Linked DNA regions of Mus musculus: region 2 is linked to region 1. A link is a loop called in an ENCODE intact Hi-C map of the cell type or tissue named here. Cell type or tissue: left cerebral cortex. All regions are shown on one strand. Each heading gives the region's core, and the rest is flanking DNA. Links, peaks and the distances in the headings are about the cores only. Region 1 holds the start of 6720489N17Rik (RIKEN cDNA 6720489N17 gene). Region 2 holds the start of Mir713 (microRNA 713).

Region 1 (10,947 bases), core at 2,023-10,022:
CTGCTTCTACAGTTGGTGCTCGTAACAACTGAAAGATCTCTCCTTCCTCACTAACCCAATTTCAATAAAGTAAAATATAATACCATACACAAGGTATTTGTGACAATAAGAGAATCTTTGAAAAGAGCTACAAGCAAGTCGTGGAATCGGCCTAAAAGTGAAGCCATGTGTGCTTCAGAGACAGAGGTGGAAGACTAGGGATGCCTAAGTTTATTGTAGTCAGGCAATTTCATCACTATCTGAAGAAGCTGAACAATGAACTTCATGATTTCATATTTTCCTGCTGGATTAGGTCTTGCTTTGGTCTGTTCCATCGTTGATATGCTTTGACTCTTTGTGGAATATTGTTTATTCTTAGCTTTGTATGTTGGAATCATAACAGTCTCATTGACAGTCATGAAAGAGTGTGGTAGGGTAAGAGCCAGGATTCACTCTATAAGAGTTGAAGCAAGATAATGAGTTTAGATGGGAATGTCGCCCTTTACTCCTATATTGCATACTTATTTTCCAGTACCTGGAAGTCTTTCAGAGGAGTAGGCGAAAGGTATAGGATAATCATTGTCGGGAATTTGGGTGACAGCTACCTCTATATCTAAGGTAGGAGAGGTTTGCCACCACAAATAGCAAAAAGCTCACTCAGTAAATAATTTTATTATTTAAATAAAAATAATCCACTTGTAGCTTTTGGACTCACAGTAGGTACTTTATCTACTTCACAGAGAACAGGGCCTATCTTATTTTCATCCTAATCTGTCATTTGTGCTCCCCAAGTCCTATTGCTTATTAAAGAGTGGACCTCTTAAGTAGGGGAATTAGCCCCAGGCAATGAGTTCCCTATTTGGCTAATCAATGCAAGTCAGTCAGTCCTTGAATCATATACACATATCCAATAGAAATGCAGTCAGCAAATTTTATTTATGTATTTGAGTCATCATAGTCACACATGTATATAACAAGGAAGAAACTTTCAGGGAAGAATTTAGGATGGAGAGGGGAGAAGTAAGGGGATAAATTGATTAAGGATATTTGCATATGGTTCTTAGAAAGCATAATTGGTATTCAAATATCCAAGCTTAGTAAAGACTTTGCCCTTTCAGATGCACCTAGGTGTGTCTTGGAACGGTGTATTTTGGGTGTGCCTCTGAAAGCCAAAGCCTCAAAACAAGAGAATGCTAAAAAATGGAAAGTGCCTGCCCAGTTTAAGGCAAGTTACTTGGGAGGGGTCTTGAGGTCTTTGCTGAGTGACTTGGGGCAAAGTCAGCTTGGATGGCATTGAGATGCTCTTCTGTAAAGGTGAGAAGTTTCAGCTCCCTACAGACTTGACCTGGGTCCTCCCACCACTACCTCCCCCTAGAGCTGACCTGCTGCAGCCTGCCATGGATGTAGTAAGGGAGATACAGCCTGGTTTTGTAGCAATAAGACATTTGAGCTTTCTCCTGGTGGGCACTCTCTTTGGACTCTGTCTCTATCTCTTGACTTAGAATAGCATTGTGGAAGCCGAGTGGTAAGAAATAGCAGGACACAGATAAGGCAGGATTTGAAGAAAGAGCAAAGGAGTCCTCCTGGGTTTCGGTGAGCTCAAGAGAAATGTAGACTATCTGTGTAAACCGGCATAGACAAAGAGATTTCTGAGCATCTAGCAGTTTAGTTGTACATTCAAGCTTGTAAATAGGTATTTTGCATACAGTTAAGGAAATGAAGTTAGTTCACTAGGCTAGCATGTTTTTACCAAATCTCCCACCTCATTTGACATTATTGGGAATATATATTAGAAAAATGTAAAAAGGTAAAGGTTACATGAAGTGTTGTATTATGTTCTAATTTAAATGCATAAACATTTATTTTACAAGGAAAATATAATAAACACAGATATAGTCATGATCATTGGATGTTGTTCCAGGTAATGCAGGTTGCATTCCAAAAAAACCTCAAGGCTGTAATTCAATTGCTGTAACTGAAATTCAGAGGGATATACTGCCCTCTTCTGACCACTGTAGGTAGTGCACACAGACAGGACCCAGCAAAACACATACATAAAATAAAAATAACGTATAAAATATGGAATCTTCTACAGAGATGTCACAGCCTTGAGACACACAGCATTCAGGATGCACTTCTTTCTGGTCCTACAGAGAAGCACCTGTGCCTTTCCTCTGAACCAAGTTGCTGAGTAAAAAAGCAGCCTTATTCTGAGGTTAGACTAGCTCAGCAAACCTGCTCATGTAAGAACGGTAACCACAGTGCTGTTAGATGATGTTTCCTTGATATTTTCTGTATTTGTATTCTCTGTCCATTGTATATTGGAGAGTTGTGGCATTGATACATCTTTTAAACTTACTTTTTAGATCATACATTATGGACTAGAAGATGGATTTACTCTGTAAATCTCCATCTGCCTAAGTGACTATTGTTCAAACTATAGCTGTGGCCCAAACCTAAGAGAGACTTAGGTATAACAGCATATTGGGAACTAAAAATTCTGTTCTAGGCTGGCTCTTCTTTGGGCATCAGTCAAAGATGAATGAGTGATCTTTTCCTATGAAAGGATGCTAATTCTAACTGTTATACCTCCAGCCTTTCAGAAAATTATTTCTGAGACAAGGTTTCCTATGGTGAGTCATGTAGCTCTCATTCCACTCTATTATGTCTCAGGGCAGTAACATTGCAATCCTATTGTTTAAATCAACTAAATTCTTAAGTTAACATCTGTACCACCACTGTGTTTTAAAATTATGCATTTGAGTCATGTAATCAACTGTTTACTGAGTCCATAGGAAAAGCATTTGCATGAGGGGCATAGCTTCTGCATCCTGACCAGAATAGGAAGAACTTTATTGTGTACACTAATGGGGGAAACAGGGTGGGTAATCAGCTGCTGGAGTTGCCATAATGAAAGTGCCTGATGCTGGCATGGAGGTAATTTTATAATTTTGTAGCATGTCTTAATTCATGTTGGGTAAATGAAAGCAGACTAGATCGGTAGGTGTATGATTTGTGATGTCAGTTAAGCCAGTGAATATTCAAATTGCAGTTAGGTTACTATTGTCCTATGAGATATGTGCAATCCTCATTGACATAATTAAGTCAGCTCAGAAATTTAAAACACAGGCCTTCATTGGCTGTAGTTGTGTGTGTGTCAAGTTACAGGTCTCAGCAGGCAACAATCCACATAGAAGCAAGGTCAAACAGTATTTGAAAGATGTTATTCCTTCTACCAGGAAATGGACTATTCTTTTACAAAGTCAGAATGGCTATGTGTTCTTTCAATAATATTTATGTTTTTAAAAAGTCAATTATTGGTTCCCTTTAAATGCAGCACTGCTTTGAAATCTTACTTGTATCCATTCTGTGATGTTTCCCAGGCATAAGAATTTTTTTCAATTTCTTTTACAAGTGCTGCTTAGGACAAGGTCTCCTGAAGCCCAGGCTGGGTCATGCTATGTAATTGATAATTGCCTTGAACATCTAATCCTGTCTCTAAAGCCACATGATGGGAAGATAGTCCTGCATCTCTTCTAGGCTAGGCTTTGAAGGTGAACGTTTTCCTGGTATGGCTGTACTTGACATTAGCAATGAGTATTGAGGTCACCAATTTTCCATCTTGATAATCACCTTGATTGGCCATTACTGTGGTCTGCAGACCAGGCAATTAATAATCTGGATAAAGGGGCTGGGGAGAAAGCTCAGTGGGTAAGAACACTGACTGCTCTTCCCAAGGTCCTGAGTTCAAATCCCAGCAACCACATGGTGGCTCACAACTTTTAATAATGAGATCTGGAGTGTCTGAAGTCAGCTGCAGTGTAATTATGTATAATAATAATAAATAAATCTTTGGGCCAGAGCAAGCAGGGACTAAGTTAGTGTGGCTGACCATAGTGAAGCAGAGGTCTGAAAAATTCAATTCTCCACAGCCACATGAAGGCTCACAACCATCTGTACAGCTACATTGTACTCATATACATAAAACAATAAATATATAAATCTAAAAAGATAGAATCTGGATAAAAACTGAACTTCCTGTCAACTGTTGTTGCCACCAATGCAATTATTTCAAATGACTGTAGTTACAGGAGTTCAGTTACCTAAAACCAAACAGATGGGCACTGTGAGGGGTTTTTATTATTTTCACCATTTAACATGGGAAAACCCTTCTTTACTCTGGAGGTTTTGGTTAACAAGAAATTCTGCTGTGAGCCTACATATATAAAGGATATTGAAGATGGTAGTTCTTTCTCTTTTCTTCCCACATACTGGCTTGCAAGGTCTTTTTATTTTTCTGACATTAAGGCTCCATCTTTGGAATTCTGTTACGTGCTGAACACCAGCTGAGACATACAGGAACTACTGTTTTCTTCAACTCTTCATTGGTACAGTCATTGATTTACTAGTGGGGCCACATTCTGTGAGCCATTCTTATCTATCCAATTTCTGCATACTTTGAGAGATCCATGCTCCGAGTTTTGTTCATCTGGAAAACCTTTACTAATACAGATATGTTTTTTCACCTTCCCACGTAGGAAACCGTGCTGGCTAACAACAGTGCTCCATAGTGATTGGCATCCATCCCCTGCTTTTCCCCCAGGGTTGTCTGGAGTCTCATATGTAGCAATTGCATATTAGCTGCGGTTTTCCTGATGTCAGTGTAAAATGAGAGGAGCAAACATCATATTTTATGTCCTAAAAATCTCTCTTTAATTGTAATTATCCTTGCAACCTATAGTTTATTCGGCTCCAAGTTGAATACTGTACTATGCAAGGTGTGGCTTTTGATTCCTTGGTGGAGGATGGGACAGAGTGAGGAGGAGGAAAACCGGCGGCGGCCTTGGAGGAGCAGGAAGAAGAAATTCCTGCTGAGTTCTGGATGACAGAAAGATAGACTATTGGAGGACGGGACTGAAAGAAAGTCTTGCAGATCTGAAAAGGGTCAGCTCCTGGATAAGAAACCCGAGCTGGGAAGCCCTATGCTGTGTGCCTTCAGCGCACTCTAACCGTAAGGGAGGTGCTCATGTCAATCAAGACTCACGAACCAATCAGGGCCTCCGAATAGGCCCGCCAATAGGAGTAGAGGCGTGTTCTTTAGTGTGCCTTGTTCCCCTACTCTGCATTCTCTCCGTTGCGAGCAGGCTGAAAGATTGATCTGTTGTGTTTTGATGTCTGCTGACAGGGGCCTTAGGGAATTGCCAGCGATCTACAACGTGGCGACATGGTGAGCGTGTGACCACTGCCCTTAACCGGAAGGAGCAGGAGGCTAAGTAGCTGGAGTGGGGGTGATGGGATACAGGGGACCAGCCCTGACCATTCTTGGTTCCTCTTCAGGCAGTGGAGGGGGAAGAGTGTCTGAGGTGACAAGACTTGGTTTTCAGGGATGTTTAGGGTTGCTGTTTAGTATTAAGACATTTGCCTATCTTAAGTCTCAGTCGCTTGGCAGCTGAAGCTGACCTGCCCGAGTTCCTCTGAGGCAAGGCTCTCTGGTATTTAGAGCCTCCTCTTAAAAGGCAGGGGATTAAGTGAGTAGCTTTTGTTCTATCTCCACAGAAACTGGGCTGCTCTAACTTCCAGCATGCTAGTTGAAGTCACAGGAAGAAATGTGGGACACTTTTAAACATGTCTTTAATCTTTATTTCCAAGTTCTTCTAAAAAGTTTCCTATGAAAGTTCTCTAAGGAAAGGGAGTGGGTGATTAAGTAAAGGAGTCATTGCTAGAGCCTTTCCCTCTTGTCCAGATGCCTCTTGCTTGCTAAGCTTGGGGGAAGTTTGGAGCAATAAACTTCTCTTAAACCAGGAGAAGAGAGCCACCCTCACAGTAGGAAAGACTTTTACACAAGCAAATATGGATAAACTCACATAAATTCATAATACAAATTCATACCCTTTTGGTCCAATGTATGTTGAATTTCCAACTAGAGGGGACTCCTTTGCAGATATGTCCAATCCACTTGCACATAGGGGTGAGATCAAACTGTATCTTCTCTTTTTGGTGTTTCTTATTTTTTATCTTTTTGGATTTTTTTGAGACAGGGTTCCTCTGTATAGCCCTGGCTATCCTGGAACTCACTTTGCAGACCAGGCTGGCCTCGAACTCAGAAACCCGCCTGCCTCTTCCTCCCAAGTGCGGGATTAAAGGCATGCGCCACCACTTCCTGGCTTAACTTTATCTTCTTATGTCTTTATCTCTGCCAGGGAATGGCCTGCAATTTTTCAAAATCACTCTCCTTTACCAATAACCAGACCAACACCAAATGGCTTCTCAGCTCTCTCTTCTATAGAAGATTCTGATGCTAGGAATATTTGCTCAAAGGCACATACATCCTGCTCTCTATTATACTTTTAATAAGTATGATACATTGTAGTGTGATTAGTGAGTCAAAGTCAGCTTCGTGTCTGTATCAGACCCTATCTCAAACACAGGAAATAATGAAAATTATATTTGTGATAGGCTTGCTGACTCCAGTTTTTCTTTCTTTTACAAATTAATATCAAGGTTAAAATTAGATTCCATGTTAAAAGTCACCTTCTTTTTTTGTTCGTTTGTTTGTTTTGTGACTTGTTCTTTATTTATAGTTTTGTGATTTCCACATTAGAAATGGATTCCAGCATTCCTGGTATGTTCTGTTAACTGTGTGATAGTGAACTAAGTTACTAACTGAAAAAGATTCCGATTTTCTGAGCACATGCTATGTACCTAGGCCTTGAGCGTGACTATAAAAGCACTCCCCTGCTTTTTATTAAATCGATTTCTCTTTATTCAATTTACATCCTGCTCACTGCCTTTCTCCCAGTCACCCTCCCACCCCCATAATTCTTCCTACAGTCCGCCTCCCCCTTCTCCTCTGAGTCGATGGGCCACATTGTTTTACCTAGATTTGGTAATACAATGTATTTGGTAGGACTCATGTAGTATCTTGGTTTCATAGTAACTTCAAATTTTTATTCAGATTCTTGATTGCCTCACTGTTCATTCTTTTTTTAAAAAAAGATTTATTTATTATTATATGTAAGTACACTGTAGGTGACTTCAGACACAGCAGAAGAGGATATTAGATCTCATTACTGATGGTTGTGAACCACTATGTGGTTGCTGGGATTTGAACTCAGGACCTTCGGAAGAACTATCCGTGCTCTTACCTGCTAAGCCATCTTGCTATCCCTCACTGTTCATTCTTAATATTACATACTGTCAAAGCAGTGAAGTTATCTACTTCTTTTTGTCCTGTCCTTTCTGGGCTGTGACTACACTACTTTCAAAGTTCCTGAACTAGAATTCTGAGCATTGAAGGTGTATACTGTGTGCCTTTAACACACTTCAACCCTAAGGAGCATGCTTATGTCACTCAAGAATCACTGGCCAATCAGGGCGTCCGGGCAGGCCAATCAGGAGAATAGGAGGGTTCTTCTGAGTACTTTCTGCCATAATGGAGGTTCAGCTCTATGCTAACCTGAAAGAGCAGGGGCATGAACATTTGAAGCTGGGGAAGTGGGCACTTCCCGTGGCTGGGTGAGAACCAGTGGCCAGATATGCTGAGCCATCTCTCCAGCCCCAAGTTAAACACTTAAAAAGTTGCCTTGAATGAATGGATGGTTGGATGGATGGATGGATGGATGGATGGATGGATGGATGGTTGGATGATTGGATGGATGGATGGGTGGATGGATGGGTGGGTGAGTGGGGCAGAACCTTCAAACAGTCTTATTCTGAGGTTAGAAAAGATCAGCAGGCATGTTCATATTAGAACCGTAACTACAGTGCTGTTAGGTGATGTGTCCTTGATATTTTCTGTATTTGTGTTCTCTGTCCTTTATGTATGGGAGAGTTGTAGCATGGATCTATCTTTTAAAACTCTTTTCTAGATCTTGTATTATTGACTAGAAGACAGTTTTGCTCTGTAAATCTCCATCAGCCTCAGTGGCTAAACTTGCAAGGTCCTGTCCCCCATTAAATTGTTCAAAGTATAACCTCGGGGCTGAACCTAAAAAGTACTTATTGATGACATCATATGTGGAATTCATACTGTTTCCTAGGCTGGGTCTTCTTTGGGCATCAGCCAGAGGTGAATAAGTGATCTCTCCCTGGGAAAGATGTTAATCCACACCAGCTGTACCTGCAGGCTTTAAATAATGTTTCTGAGACAAGCTTTCCTATGTTGAGTCAGGTAGCATTCATTCTACTCTGTTTTTTCCCAGGACAGTGACATTGTTCTCCTATTGACTAAACCAACTAAATACTTAAGTCTAAATCTCTACCACCACTGTGTTTTTAAATTACTTGCTGAGTCATGTATGTAATCAACTTTTTTATTCCAGTAAGAGGAACAGGATTTGCATGAAGGGCATAGCTTCTGCATTCACACCAGAAGATAAGGGAGTTTATTGTGATCCCTACTGGGGAAACAGTGTAGGCAATCAGCTACTTGTTCATTATGAACAAGACCCGATTATGGCAGGGAGATGATTTTTAATTTTGGATCATGTATTAATCATGTTCTGTGATGAAGACAGCCTATATTGATGGGTGTTTGATTTGTGAATGTCAGTTAAGCCAATGAGCATTCAATTTGCACGTAGGGTACTGTTCTACAGATACATGTGCAATCTTCACTGACATCATTAAGTCAGCTCAAGAATTGAAACCCAGGCCATCGGGTGTAGTTGTGTGTGTGTCAAGTTGATTGTCAAGTTACAGGTGTCAGCTGCCAAGAGTCCACATAGAGGCAAGTTCAAGTAGTATTTGATTAATGCTATTCCTGATGTGAGGATATGGGCTGCTAGTTTTGAATGTCAGTATTGGTATGCCGTTTTTTAGTAATATTTAAGTTTGAAAAAAAATCAATTATTGGTTCTCCTTTCAATGTAATTTCTGTGAATTCAGCTCTGCTGTGATCTCTTACTATTTGCAATTCTGTGGGTTTTCCCAGGTATAAGAATGTCTTTCCAATTTTTGCAACGGCAGTTTAGGACAAGGTCTCTTGATGCCCAGGCTGGCTCATGCTATGTAATTGATAACAGCTTTGAACATCTGATCCTGTCCCTAAGGCCACATGATGGGAAGACAGTGCTGCATGTCTTCTAGCCTTGGCTTTTAAGGGGAAAGTTTTCCTTGTTTGGCAGTACTTGACATTAGCAATGAGAAGTGAGGTAATCAATTTGACCTGGTCGATAATCACCTTGACTGGCCATGACTCTGGCTGCAGAAAAGGCAGTCATGAATCTGGATAAAGAACTGATCTTACTGTCAACTGTAATCCACACTACTTCAAGTAGTTCAAGTTACTGTATTAAAACAAGTTGAATAACCTAAAACTGAAACAGGTGGGCATTGTGAAAGTGTTTTTTATTATTTGCAACATTTAACATGGGAGAACCCCTTCTTTATTCTGGATCTTTTGAAAAACTGACAAAAACTCTTTGAAAAACTGACAAAAAAAAATTGACAAAAACGTCTTTAATCTAGGCCACAGCTTCTGTTGACAGCCTACATTTATAAAGGATATTGAAGATGCTCTCTCCTTCTCTTTTTCTGCTTGCCATACTCTGGCAAGGGAGATCATTTGATTTTTCTAGCATTAGAGGTTCCATCTTTGGCATTACGGTATATGTGGAAGGCCAAATGAGACATACAGGCACTACTGTATCCTTCAACTTTCCATTGGTATGCAGTTATTAGTTTCCTAGTTGGACCAAATTCTGTTAGCCATTCTTATATATCCACCTCCTACATACATAGGGAGATCCATACTATCAGTTCTATTCAAGTGGAAATCCTTTAATAATACAGATTTTTTTCACCTTTTTAACTCAGGAAGATGTGCTGGCTAACAGTAGTGCTCCACAATGATTGGAATCCATTTCCTCATTTCTGCTTTTCTCCCAGGGTTGTCTGGAGAATCATATTGAAAGGGCAAGATAAACCCTACTTTTCTCCATCTAAGAAGCCCTTTTGTTGCCATTTGAGGACCAGTCCTTATTTCCAAAAGGTGCCAGCTTCAGGAATAAACTGTAAATCCCAAAAGTAAGGCATAAGACACCAGGATTAGGAACAGACCATAAGATCAGAAGAAGATTGTAGAGCCCCCTTCCAGAGACCAGACTGGGGATAACCACAGAAATCAGGAACTATCTGAGAATGGTCCATCTGGGCTGGGCAGCCCTATTTCATCATATGGTGAAAAGTTCATGGCATAGGAATTCAGATCACTGACAACCTGTGTCCCCTAGCCCCTACCAGTGAAATTTTAGACTACCCTATCCTTCTAGAGGGTTCCACCTGTTTCCTATAAGGAGGTCCTCATACCTTTGTCTGGGGTCGCCATTTCAAAGAACGCTGGTTTTTTCTCCAGAATAAGTGCTTTTTCTTTTTGCATATTATCTTATCTGGGGTCTTCAGTGATTTTTCGGCCCTTTCAATATGTAGTAGGCTAATATTAGCTGAGGTATTCCTGAGATCAGTGCAAAATCACAGAAACAAATATCACATTTTGTATCTTAAAATGATGCAGTAATTGATAATATGCATGGAACCATTCTGCATGTGGTTCATATGGTTCACTCTGCACCAAGATGAATAATGAACTGTGCAAGCTACCCATCTCGATTCTAGGAGGAGGAGGAGGAGATGCAGAGGAGGGCAGGGAGAAGAAGAAAGGGAGGAAGAGGAGGGGTGGGGAACATTCAGAAGAAGAGGACGAGGAGGAAGAACAGTACGATGAAGTTGAGGAGATAGAGGAGGAGGAGGAACAGGAGCAAGAGGGGAGGAGGAGGATTAGGAAGTAGAGGAGGAGAAGCAGGATGAAGAGGAGAGGGGGAGGATTTCGAAATGGAGGGAGAAGCTGTTTGTGCTCAGTGCTGGTAACAGAAAGCTCGGCTATTGGAGGACAGGCACATGCAATACTGAAACAAAGATTTGGCAAATCTGAAAAGTGTCAAGTCCTGGACTGATTTCCTGGGGTAGGAA
Region 2 (10,947 bases), core at 1,603-9,602, 140 kb before region 1:
GTCTCATTTATGGAAATACCCCAGAAAATACCAGCTGACGCCTCATATGTAACAATTTGGACCATATGTTTTTGTGGAACTAAACATAGTTCTAGATCATAGTGAGCTGCCATGTAAATGCCATGCCTGCTTCTACAGTCAGTGCTCGTAACAACTGAAAGATCTCTCCTTCCTCACTAACCCAATTTCAATAAAGTAAAATATAATACCATACACAAGGTATTTGTGACAATAAGAGAATTTTTGAAAAGAGCTACAAGCAAGTCGTGGAATCGGCCTAAAAGTGAAGCCATGTGTGCTTCAGAGACAGAGGTGGAAGACTAGGGATGCCTAAGTATATTGTAGTCAGGCAATTTCATCATTATCTGAAGAAGCTGAACAATGAACTTCATGATTTCATATTTTCCTGCTGGATTAGGTCTTTCTTTGGTCTGTTCCATCGTTGATATGCTTTGACTCTTTGTGGAATAATATTGTTTATTCTTAGCATTGTATGTTGGAATCATAACAGTCTCATTGAAGATCATGGAAGACTGTGGTAGAGTAAGAGGCAGGATTCACTCTATGAGAGTTGACGCAAGATAATGTGTTTAAATGGGAATGTTGCCCTTTACTCCTATGTTGAATACTTCTTTTCCAGTACCTGGAAGTCTTTCAGAGGAGTAGGCAAAAATTATAGGATAATCATTGTGGGGAATTTGGGTGACAGCTACCTCTATATCTAAGGTAGGAGAGGTTTGCCACCACAAATAGCAAAAAGCTCACTCGGTAAATAAAATAATCCACCTGTAGCTTTGGATTCGAGGTAGGTACTTTATCTACTTCACAGAGAAGAGGGCTTATCTTGTTTTCATCCTAATCTGTCATTTGTGCTCCCCAAATTCTATTGCTTATTAAAGAGGGGAACTCTTAAGTAGGAGAATTAGCCCCAGGCAATGAGTTCCCTATTTGGCTAATCAATGCAAGTCAGTCAGTCCTTGAATCATACACATAACCAATAAAAATGCAGTCAGCAAGTTTTATTTATGTATTTGAGTCTTCATAGTCACACATGTATGTAACAAGGAAGAAATTGGCAGGGAAGATTTAGGATGGAGAGGGGAGAAGTAAGGGGATAAATTGTTGAAGGATATTTGAATATGGTTAATAGAAAACCTAATTTGTATTGAAATATCCAAACTTAGGAAGATACTGCCTTTTCAAATGCAGCTAAGTGTGTCTTGGAAAGGTGTATTTTGGGTGTGCCTCTGAAAGCCAAAGCCTCAATACAAGAGAATGCTAAGGAATGGAAAGAGCCTGCCCAGTTTAAGGCAAGTTACTTGGGAGGGGTCTTGAGGTCTTTGCTGAATGACTTGGGGCAAAGTCACCTTGGATGGCATTGAGATGCTCTTCTGTAAAGGTGAGAAGTTTTAGCTCCCTACAGACTTGACCCCGGTCCTCCCACCATTACCTCCCCCTGGAGCTGACCTGCTGCAGCCTGCCAAGGATGTAGTAAGGGAGATAGAGCCTGGTTTTGTAGCAATAAGACATTTGAGCTTTCTCCTGGTGGGCACTCTCTTTGTACTCTATCTCTATCTCTTGGCTTAGAATAGCATTGTGGAAGCAGAGTACTAAGAAATAGCAGGACACAGATGAGGCAGGATTTGAAGAAAGAGAGCAAAGGAGCCCTCCTGGGTTAAGGTGAGCTCAAGAGAAAGGTAGACTATCTGTGTAAACCGGCATAGACAAAGATTTCTGAGCATCTAGCAGTTTAGTTGTACATTCAAGCTTGCAAATAGGTATTTTGCATACAGTTAAGGAAATGAAGTTAGCTCACTAGGCAAGCATGTTTTTACCAAATCTCCCACCTCATTTGACATTATTGGGAATATATATTAGAAAAATGTAAAAAGGTAAAAGTTACGTGAAGTGTTGTATTATGTTCTAATTTAAATGCATAAAATTTATTTTACAAGGAAAATATAATAAACACAGATATAGTCATGAGCATTGGATGTTGTTCCAGGTAATGCAGATTTCATTCCAAAAAACCTCAAGGCTGTAATTCAATTGCTGTAACTGCAATCCAGAGGGATATGATGCCCTCTTCTGACCACTGTAGGTAATGCACACAGACAGGACCCAGCAAAAGACTCACATATATAAAATAAAAATAACGTATAAAATGTGGAATCTTCTACAGAGATGACACAGCCTTGAGACACACAGCATTCAGGATGCACTTCTTTCTGGTCCTACAGAGATGCACCTGTGCCTTTCCTCTGAACCAAGTTGCTGAGTAAAAAAGCAGCCTTATTCTGAGGTTAGACTAGCTCAGCACACCTGCTCACGTAAGAACGGTAACCACAGTGCTGTTAGGTGATGTTTCCTTGATATTTTCTGTATTTGTGTTCTCTGTCCATTGTATATGGAGAGTTGTGGCATTGATACATCTTTTAAATTTACTTTTAGATCATACATTATGGACTAAAAGATAGATTTACTCTGTAAATCTCCATCTGCCTCAGTGACTATTGTTCAAACTATAGCTGTGGCCCAAACCTAAGAGAGACTTAGGTACAACAGCATATTGGGAACTAAAAATTCTGTTCTAGGCTGGCTCTTCTTTGGGCATCAGTCAAAGATGAATGCGTGATCTTTTCCTATGAAAGGATGCTAATTCTACCTGTTACACCTCCAGCCTTTCAGAAAATTATTTCTGAGACAAGGTTTCTTCTGGTGAGTCATGTAGCTCTCATTCCACTCTGTTATGTCTCAGGGCAGTAACATTGCAATCCTGTTGTTTAACCCAACTAAATTCATTTTTGTTTTGTTTTGTTTTTTCGAGACAGGGTTTCTCTGTGTAGCTCTGGCTGTCCTGGAACTCACTCTGTAGACCAGGCTGGCCTAGAACTCAGAAATCTGCCTGCCTCTGCCTCCTGAATGCTGGGATTAAAGGTGAACGCCACCACGCCCAGTTCCAACTAAATTCTTAAGTTAACATCTGTACCACCACTGTGTTTTAAAATTATGCATTTGAGTCATGTAATCAACTGTTTACTCAGTCAAGAGGAAAAGCATTTGCATGAGGGGCATAGCGTCTGCATTCTGACCAGAATAGGAAGAAGTTTATTGTGTACACTAATGGGGGAAACAGGGTGGGTAATCAGCTGCTAGAGTTGCCATAATGAAAAGTGCCCGATGCTGGCATGGAGGTAATTTCATAATTTTGCAGCATGTCTTAATTCATGTTGGGTAAATGAAAGCAGACTAGATCGGTGGGTGTATGATTTGTGATGTCAGTTAAGCCGGTGAATACTCAAATTGCAGTTAGGTTACTACTGTCCTATGAGATATGTGCAATCCTCATTGACATAATTAAGTCAGCTCAGAAATTTAAAACACAGGACTTCATTGGCTGTAGTTGAGTGTGTCAAGTTACAGGTCTCAGCAGGCAACAATCCACATAGAGGCAAGGTCAAACAGTATTTGAAAGATGGTATTCCTTCTACCAGGAAAAGGACTATTCTTTTACAAAGTCAGAATGGCTATGTGTTTTTTCAATAATATTTATGTTTGTAAAAAGTCAATTATTGGTTTGCTTTAAATGCAGCACTGCTCTGATCTCTTACTTGTATCCATTCTGTGATGTTTCTCAGGCGTAAGAATTTCTTTCCATTTCTTTTACAAGTGCTGCTTAGGACAAGGTCTCCCGAAGCCCAGGCTGGCTCATGCCATGTAATTCAGAATTGCCTTGAACATCTAATCCTTTCTCTAAAGCCACATGATGGGAAGACAGTCCTGCATCTCTTCTAGGCTAGGCTTTGAAGGTGAACATTTTTCTGGTATGGCTGTACTTGACATTAGCATTGAGTAGTAAGGTCACCAATTTTCCATCTTGATAATCACCTTGATTGGCCATTACTCTGGTCTGCAGACCAGGCAATTAATAATCTGGATAAAGGGGCTGGGGAGAAGGCTCAGCGGGTAAGAACACTGACTGCTCTTCCCAAGGTCCTGAGTTCAAATCCCAGCAACCACATGGTGGCTCACAAATATCCATAATGAGATCTGGAGTGTCTGAAGTCAGCTACAGTGTAATTATGTATAATAATAATAAATAAATCCTTTGGGCCAGAGCAAGCAGGGACTAAGTGAGTGGGACTGACCAGAGTGAAGCAGAGGTCTGAAAAATTCAATTCTCCACAGCCACATGAATGCTCACAACCATCTGTACAGCTACAGTGTACTCATATACATAAAAAATAAATATATAAATCTAATAAGAAATAATCTGGATAAAAACTGAACTTCCTGTCAACTGTTGTTGCCACCAATGTAATTATTTCAAATAACTGTACTTACAGGAGTTCAGTTACCTAAAACCAAACAGATGGGCACTTTGAGGGGTTTTTATTATTTTCACCAATAAACATGAGAAAACCCTTCTTTAATCTGCAAGTTTAGATTGAGATGAAAAAAATTAATCAAGGCCAGAAGTTCTGCTGTGAGCCTAAATATATAAAGGATATTGAAGATGGTAGTTCTTTCTCTTTCTCTTCTTCCCACATACTGGCTTGCAAGGTCTTTTTATTTTTCTGACATTAAGGCTCCATCTGTGGAATTCTATTACGTGGTGAACACCAGCTGAGACCTATAGACACAACTGTTTTCTTCAACTCTCCATTGATACAGTCATTGATTTACTAGTGGGGCCACATTCTGTGAGCCATTCTTATCTATCCACTTCCTGCATACTTAGAGAGATCCATGCTCTGAATTCTGTTCATCTGGAAAACCTTTACTAATACAGACATGTTTTTTCACCTTCCCAAGTAGGAAGATGTGCTGGCGAACAATAATGCTCCTTAGTGAGTGGCATCCATCCCCTCCTTTTTTCCCAGGGCTGTCTGGAGTCTCATATGTAGCAATTGCATATCAGCTGCGGTTTTCCTGATGTCAGTGTAAAATGAGAGAAGCAAACATCACATTTTGTGTCCTAAAATCTCTCTTTAATTGTAAATATCCTTGGAACCTATAGTTCACTCTTTGTCAAGTTGAATAATGTACTCTGCAAGGTGTGGCTCTTAATTCCTTGTTGGAGGAGGGGGCAGAGCGAGGAGTAGGAGAACCGGGGGCGGCCTTGGAGGAGCAAGAAGAAGAAATTCCTGCTGAGTTCTGGATGACAGAAAGATAGACTATTGGAGGACAGGACTGAAAGAAAGTCTTGCAGATCTGAAAAGGGTCAGCTCCTGGATAAGAAACCCGATCTTGGAAGCCCTATGCTGTGTGCCTTCAGTGCACTCTAACCCTAAGGGAGGTGCTCATGTCAATCAAGTCTCACTAACCAATCAGGGCCTCCGGATAGGCCCGCCAATAGAAGTAGAGGCGTGTTCTTTAGTGTGCCTTGTTCCCCTGCTCTGCGTTCCGCTCCGTTGCGAGCAGGCTGAAAAATTGGTGTGATGTGTTTTGATGTCTGCTGACAGGGGCCTTAGGGAATTGCCAGCGATCTACAACGTGGCGACATGGTGAGCGTGTGACCACTGCCCTTAACCGGAAGGAGCAGGGAGTTAAGCAGCTGGAGTCCGGGTGATGGGATACAGGGGACCAGCCCTGACTGTTCTTGGTTCCTCTTCAGGCAGCGGAGGGGGAAAGAGTGTTTGAGGTGACAAGACTTGGTTTTCAGGGATGTTTAGGGTTGCTGTTTAGTATTAAGACATTTGCCTATCTTAAGTCTCAGTCGCGTTGCAGCCGAAGCTGACCTGCCCGAGTTCCTCTGAGGCAAGGCTGGACGCTGCAATCTCTGGTATTTAGAGCCTCCTCTTAAAAAGACAGGGGATTAAGTGAGTAGCTTTTGTTCTATCTCCACAGAAACTGGGCTGCTCTAACTTCCATCCTGCTAGTTGAAGTCACAGGAAGAAAGGCGGGACACTTTTAAACATGTCTTTAATCTTTATTTCCAAGTTCTTCTAAAAAGTTTCCTATGAAAGTTCTCTAAGGAAAGGGAGTGGGTGATTAAGTAAAGGAGTCATTGCTAGAGCCTTTCCCTCTTGTCCAGATGCCTCTTGCTTGCTAAGCTTGGGGGAAGTTTGGAGCAATAAACTTCTCTTAAACCAGGAGAAGAGAGTCACCCTCACAGAAGCACATTTGGATAAAATCACATAAATTCATATACAAATTCATACCCTTTTAGGAGGTTAGTTTGGTCCAATGTATGTTGAATTTCCAAGTAGAGGGGACTCCTTTGCAGATATGTCCAATCCACTTGCACAGTTACTTCAGCTCAGAGTGTTGAGAAGCTGTGTGTTAGGTTGCATCTCTCAGCAGCTGACATTGCACGTGGGGTGAGATCAAACTATATCTTCTTTTTGGGGGTTTTTAAATTTTTATCTTTTTGGGGTTTTTTTTTTTGAGACAGGGTTCCTCTGTATAGCCCTGACTATCCTGGAACTAAATATGTAGACCAGGTTGTCCTCGAACTCAGAAACCCGCCTGCCTCTTCCTCCCAAGTGCTGGGATTAAAGGCTTGCACCACCACTTGGCTTAACTTTATCTTCTTATGTCATTATCTCTGCCAGGGAATGGCCTGCAATTTTTCAAGATCACTCTCCTTTACCAATAACCAGACCAACGCCCAATGGCTTATCAACCCTCTCTTCTATAGAAGATTCTGATGCTAGGAATATTTGCTCAAAGGCACATACATCCTGTTTTCTATTATACTTTTAATATGTATGATATATTGTAGTGTGATTAGTGAGTCAAAGTAGCTGGGTGTCTGTATCAGACCCTGTCTCAAACACAGGAAATAATCAAAATTGTATTTGTGATAGGCTTGCAGACTCCAGTTTTTCTGTCTTTTACAAATTAATATTAAGGTTAAAATTAGATTCCTTGTTAAAAGTCACCTTCTTTGTTTGTTTGTTTGTTTGTCTTTGTGACTTGTTCTTTATTTATAGTTTTGTGATTTCCACATTAGAAATGGATTCCAACATTCCTGATATGTTCTGTTAACTGTGTGATAGTGAACTAAGTTACTAACTGAAAAAGATTCCACTTTTGTAAGCATATGCTATGTACATAGGCCTTGAGCTTGACTATAAAAGCACTCCCCTGCTTTTTAATAAATCGATTTCTCTTTATTCAAATTACGGCGTGCTCACTGCCTTCCTCCCAGTCACCCCCTCCCCATAATTCTTCCTCCATCCCCCCCCCCCCCTGAGTCGATGGGCCACATTGTATTACCTAGATTTGGTAATACAATGTATTTGGTAGGACTCATGTAGTATTTTGGTTTCATAGTAAGTTCAAATTTTTATTCAGATTCTTGATTGCCTGGTGTGTGGACCCAAAAAATGGGCCAGTCAGACTCTTGTCAATGGTCTAAAATTGATTGCCTCACTGTTCATTCTTTTTTTTTTTTTTAAGATTTATTTATTATTATACATAAGTACACTGTAGCTGACTTCAGACACACCAGAAGAGGGCATCAGATCTCATTACTGGTGGTTGTGAGCCACCATGTGGTTGCTGGGATTTGAACTCAGGACCTTCAGAAGAACAGTCCGTGCTCTTACCTGCTAAGCCATCTCGCCATCCCTCGCTGTTCATTCTTTTTTTTTTTTTTTAAAGACTTATTTATTTATTTATTTATTATATGTAAGTACACTGTAGCTGTCCTCAGACACTCCAGAAGAGGGAGTCAGATCTCATTACGGATGGTTGTGAGCCACCATGTGGTTGCTGGGATTTGAACTGCTGACCTTCGGAAGAACAGTCGGGTGCTCTTACCCACTGAGCCATCTCACCAGCCCCGCTGTTCATTCTTAATATTACATACTGTCAAAGCAGCAAAGTTATCTACTTCTTTTTGTCCTGTCCTTTCTGGGCTGTGACTACACTACTTTCAAAGTTCCTGAACTAGAATCCTGAGCATTGAAGGTGTATGTGTGCCTTCAGCACACTCCAACCCTAAGGAGCATGCTTATGTCACTCAAGAATCACTGGCCAATCTCGGCACCGGGGCAGGCCAATCAGGAGAATAGGAGGGTTCTTCTCAGTACCTTCTACCATACTGGAGGTTCACCTCTATTGTGAGACTGTGACAGCTGCCCCTAACCTGAAAGAGCAGGGGCATGAACAATTGAAGCTGGGGAAGTGGGCACTTTCCTTGGCTGGGTGAGAAGCAGTGGCCAGATATGCTGAGCCATCTCTCCAGCCCCAAGTTAAACACTTTAAAAAGTTGCCTTGGATGAATGGCTGGATGGATGGGTAGATGGGTGGGTGGGTGGGGCAGAACCTTCAAATAGTCTTGTTCTGAGGTTAGAAAAGATCAGCAGGCATGTTCATATTAGAACCGTAACTACAGTGCTCTTAGGTGATGTTTCCTTGATATTTTCTGTATTTGTGTTCTCTGTCCTTTATGTATGACAGAGTTGTGGCATGGATCTATCTTTTAAAACTCTTTTCTAGATCTTACATTATGGACTAAAAGATAGTTTTGCTCTGTAAAACTCCATCAGGCTCAGTGGCTACACTTGCAAAGTCCTGTCCCCCATTAAATTATTCAAAGTATAACCTGGGGGCTGATCCTACAAGGACTTATTGATGACATCATATGTGGAATTCATGCTGTTTCCTAGGCTGGGTCTTCTTTGGGCATCAGCCAGAGGTGAATAAGTGATCTCTCCCTGGGAAAGATGTTAATCCACACCAGCTGTACCTGCAGGCTTTAAATAATGTTTCTGAGACAAGCTTTCCTAGGTTGAGTCAGGTAGCATTGATTCCGCTCTGTTTTTCCCCAGGACAGTGACATTGTTCTCCTCTTGACTAAACCAACTAAATACTTAAGTCTAAATCTCTATCACCACTGTGTTTTTAAATTACTTGCTGAGTCATGTATGTAATCAACTTTTTTATTACAGTAAGAGGAACAGGATTTGCCTGACAGGAATAGCTTCTGCATTCACACCAGAAGATAAGGGAGTTTATTGTGATCCCTACTGGGGAAACAGGGTAGGCAATCAGCTGCTGGAGTTCCCACTATGAACAAGACCTGCTTATGGAAGGGAGGTGATTTTTAATTTTGGATCATGTATTAATCACATTCTGTGATGAAGACAGCCTATATTGATGGGTGTTTGAGTTGTGAATGTCAGTTAAGCCAGTGAGTATTCAATTTGCATGTAGGGTACTGTTCTACAGATACATGTGCAATCTTCACTGACATCATTAAGTCAGCTCAGGAATTGAAACCCAGGCCATCGGGTGTAGTTGCGTGTGTCAAGATACAGGTGTCAGCACTTAAGAATCCACATAGAGGCAAGTTCAAATAGTGTTTGATTAATGCTATTCCTGATGTGAGGATATGGGCTGCTAGTTTTGAATGTCAGTATTGGTATGCTGTTTTTTAGTAATATTTAAGTTTGAAAAAATCAATTATTGGTTCCCCTTTCAATGTAATTTCTGTGAATTCAGCTCTGCTCTGATCTCTTCCTATTTGCAATTGTGTTGTATTTCCCAGGTATAACAATTACTTTTCATTTTTTACAAGGTAGGTTTAGGACAAGGTCTCTTGATGCCCAGGTTGGCTCATGCTATGTAATTGATAACTGCTTTGCACATCTGGTCCTGTCCCTAAGACCACATGATGGGAAGACAGTGCTGCATCTCTTCTAGCCTAGGCTTTGAAGGGGATAGTTTTCCTGGTTTGGCAGTACTTGACATTAGCAATGAGAAGTGAGGTAATCAATTTGACCTGGTCGATAATCACCTTGACTGGCCATTACTCTGGCTGCAGAAAAGGCAGTCATGAATCTGGATAAAGAATTGAACTTATTGTCAACTGTAATTGACACTACTTCAAGTAGTTCAAATTACTGTGTTAAAAAAAGTTGAATAACCTAAAACTGAAACAGGTGGGCATTGTGAAAGTGTTTTTTATTATTTGCAACATTTAACATGGGAGAACCCTTCTTTATTCTGGAGCTTTTGAATTGACAAAAACGTCTTTAATCTAGGCCACAGCTTCTGGTGGCATCCTACATTTATAAAGGATATTGAAGATGCTTGCTCCTTCTCTTTTTCTGCTTGCCATACTCTGGCAAGAGAGATCATTTGATTTTTCTAGCATTAGAGGTTCCATCTTTGGAATTCTGGTATATGAGGAAGGCCAGTTGAGACATACAGACACGACTGTATCCTTCAACTTCCCATTGGTACGCAGTTATTAGATTCCTAGTTGGACCACATTCTGCGAGCCATTCTTATATATCTACTTTCTACATACATAGAGAGATCCATACTATCAGTTCTGTTCAAGTGGAAATCCTTTAATAATACAGATGTTTTTTTCACCTTTTCACTCAGGAAGATGTGCTGGCTAACAGTAGTGCTCCACAGTGATTGGAATCCATTTCCTCATTTCCTGCTTTTCTCCCAGGGTTGTCTGGAGAATCATATTGAAAGAGCAAGAGAAACCCTATTTTTCTCCATCTAAGGAGCCCCTTTGTTGCCATTTGAGGACCAGTCCTTATTTCCAAAAGGTACCAGCTTCAGGAATAAACTGTAAATCCCAAAAGTAAGGCATAAGACACCAGGTTTAGGAACAGACCATAACATTCAGAAGAAGATTGTAGAACCCCCTTCCAGAGACCAGACTGGGGATAACCACAGAAATCAGGATCTGAGAATGGTCCATCCGGGCTGGGCAGCCCTATTTCATCATATGGTGAAAAGTTCATGGCATAGGAATGCAGATCACTGACAACCTGTGTCCCCTAGCCCCTACCAGTGAAATTTTAGACTACCCTATCCTTCTAGAGGGTTCCACCTGTTTCCTATAAGGAGGTCCTCATACCTTTGTCTGGGGTCGCCATTTCAAAGAATGCTGGTTGTTTCTCCAGAATAAGTCCTTTTTCTTTTTGCATATTATCTGATCTGGGGTCCTCAGTGATTTTTCGGTCCGTT

Evidence for each region. Hi-C counts contacts between places; a loop is a spot of excess contacts. Peaks named below come from ENCODE experiments on the same cell type or tissue, not always from the same donor. Only the 100,000 strongest peaks of a DNase experiment are listed, where the experiment ranks them.
Region 2: it touches region 1 in a loop (4-fold over the local background); 14 of 42 quality-filtered maps call a loop at or near these places.

The regions. Positions count from the first base shown.
Region 1 is chr13:62,618,297-62,629,243 of GRCm38, reverse strand. It overlaps 6720489N17Rik (RIKEN cDNA 6720489N17 gene), which reads left to right and starts at 5,062. Exons shown (of 3, transcript NM_173381.1): 1 at 5,062-5,206. The coding sequence starts at 5,204. In left cerebral cortex, for the core only: no CTCF peak of the experiment used is centred there; a DNase peak (open chromatin) is centred at 5,039; H3K4me3 peaks cover 904 bases.
Region 2 is chr13:62,755,142-62,766,088 of GRCm38, reverse strand. It overlaps Mir713 (microRNA 713), which reads right to left and starts at 5,350; the gene lies at 5,243-5,350. It also overlaps Platr25. In left cerebral cortex, for the core only: a CTCF peak has its summit at 2,086 (motif pointing left); DNase peaks (open chromatin) are centred at 2,087 and 5,314; H3K4me3 peaks cover 760 bases.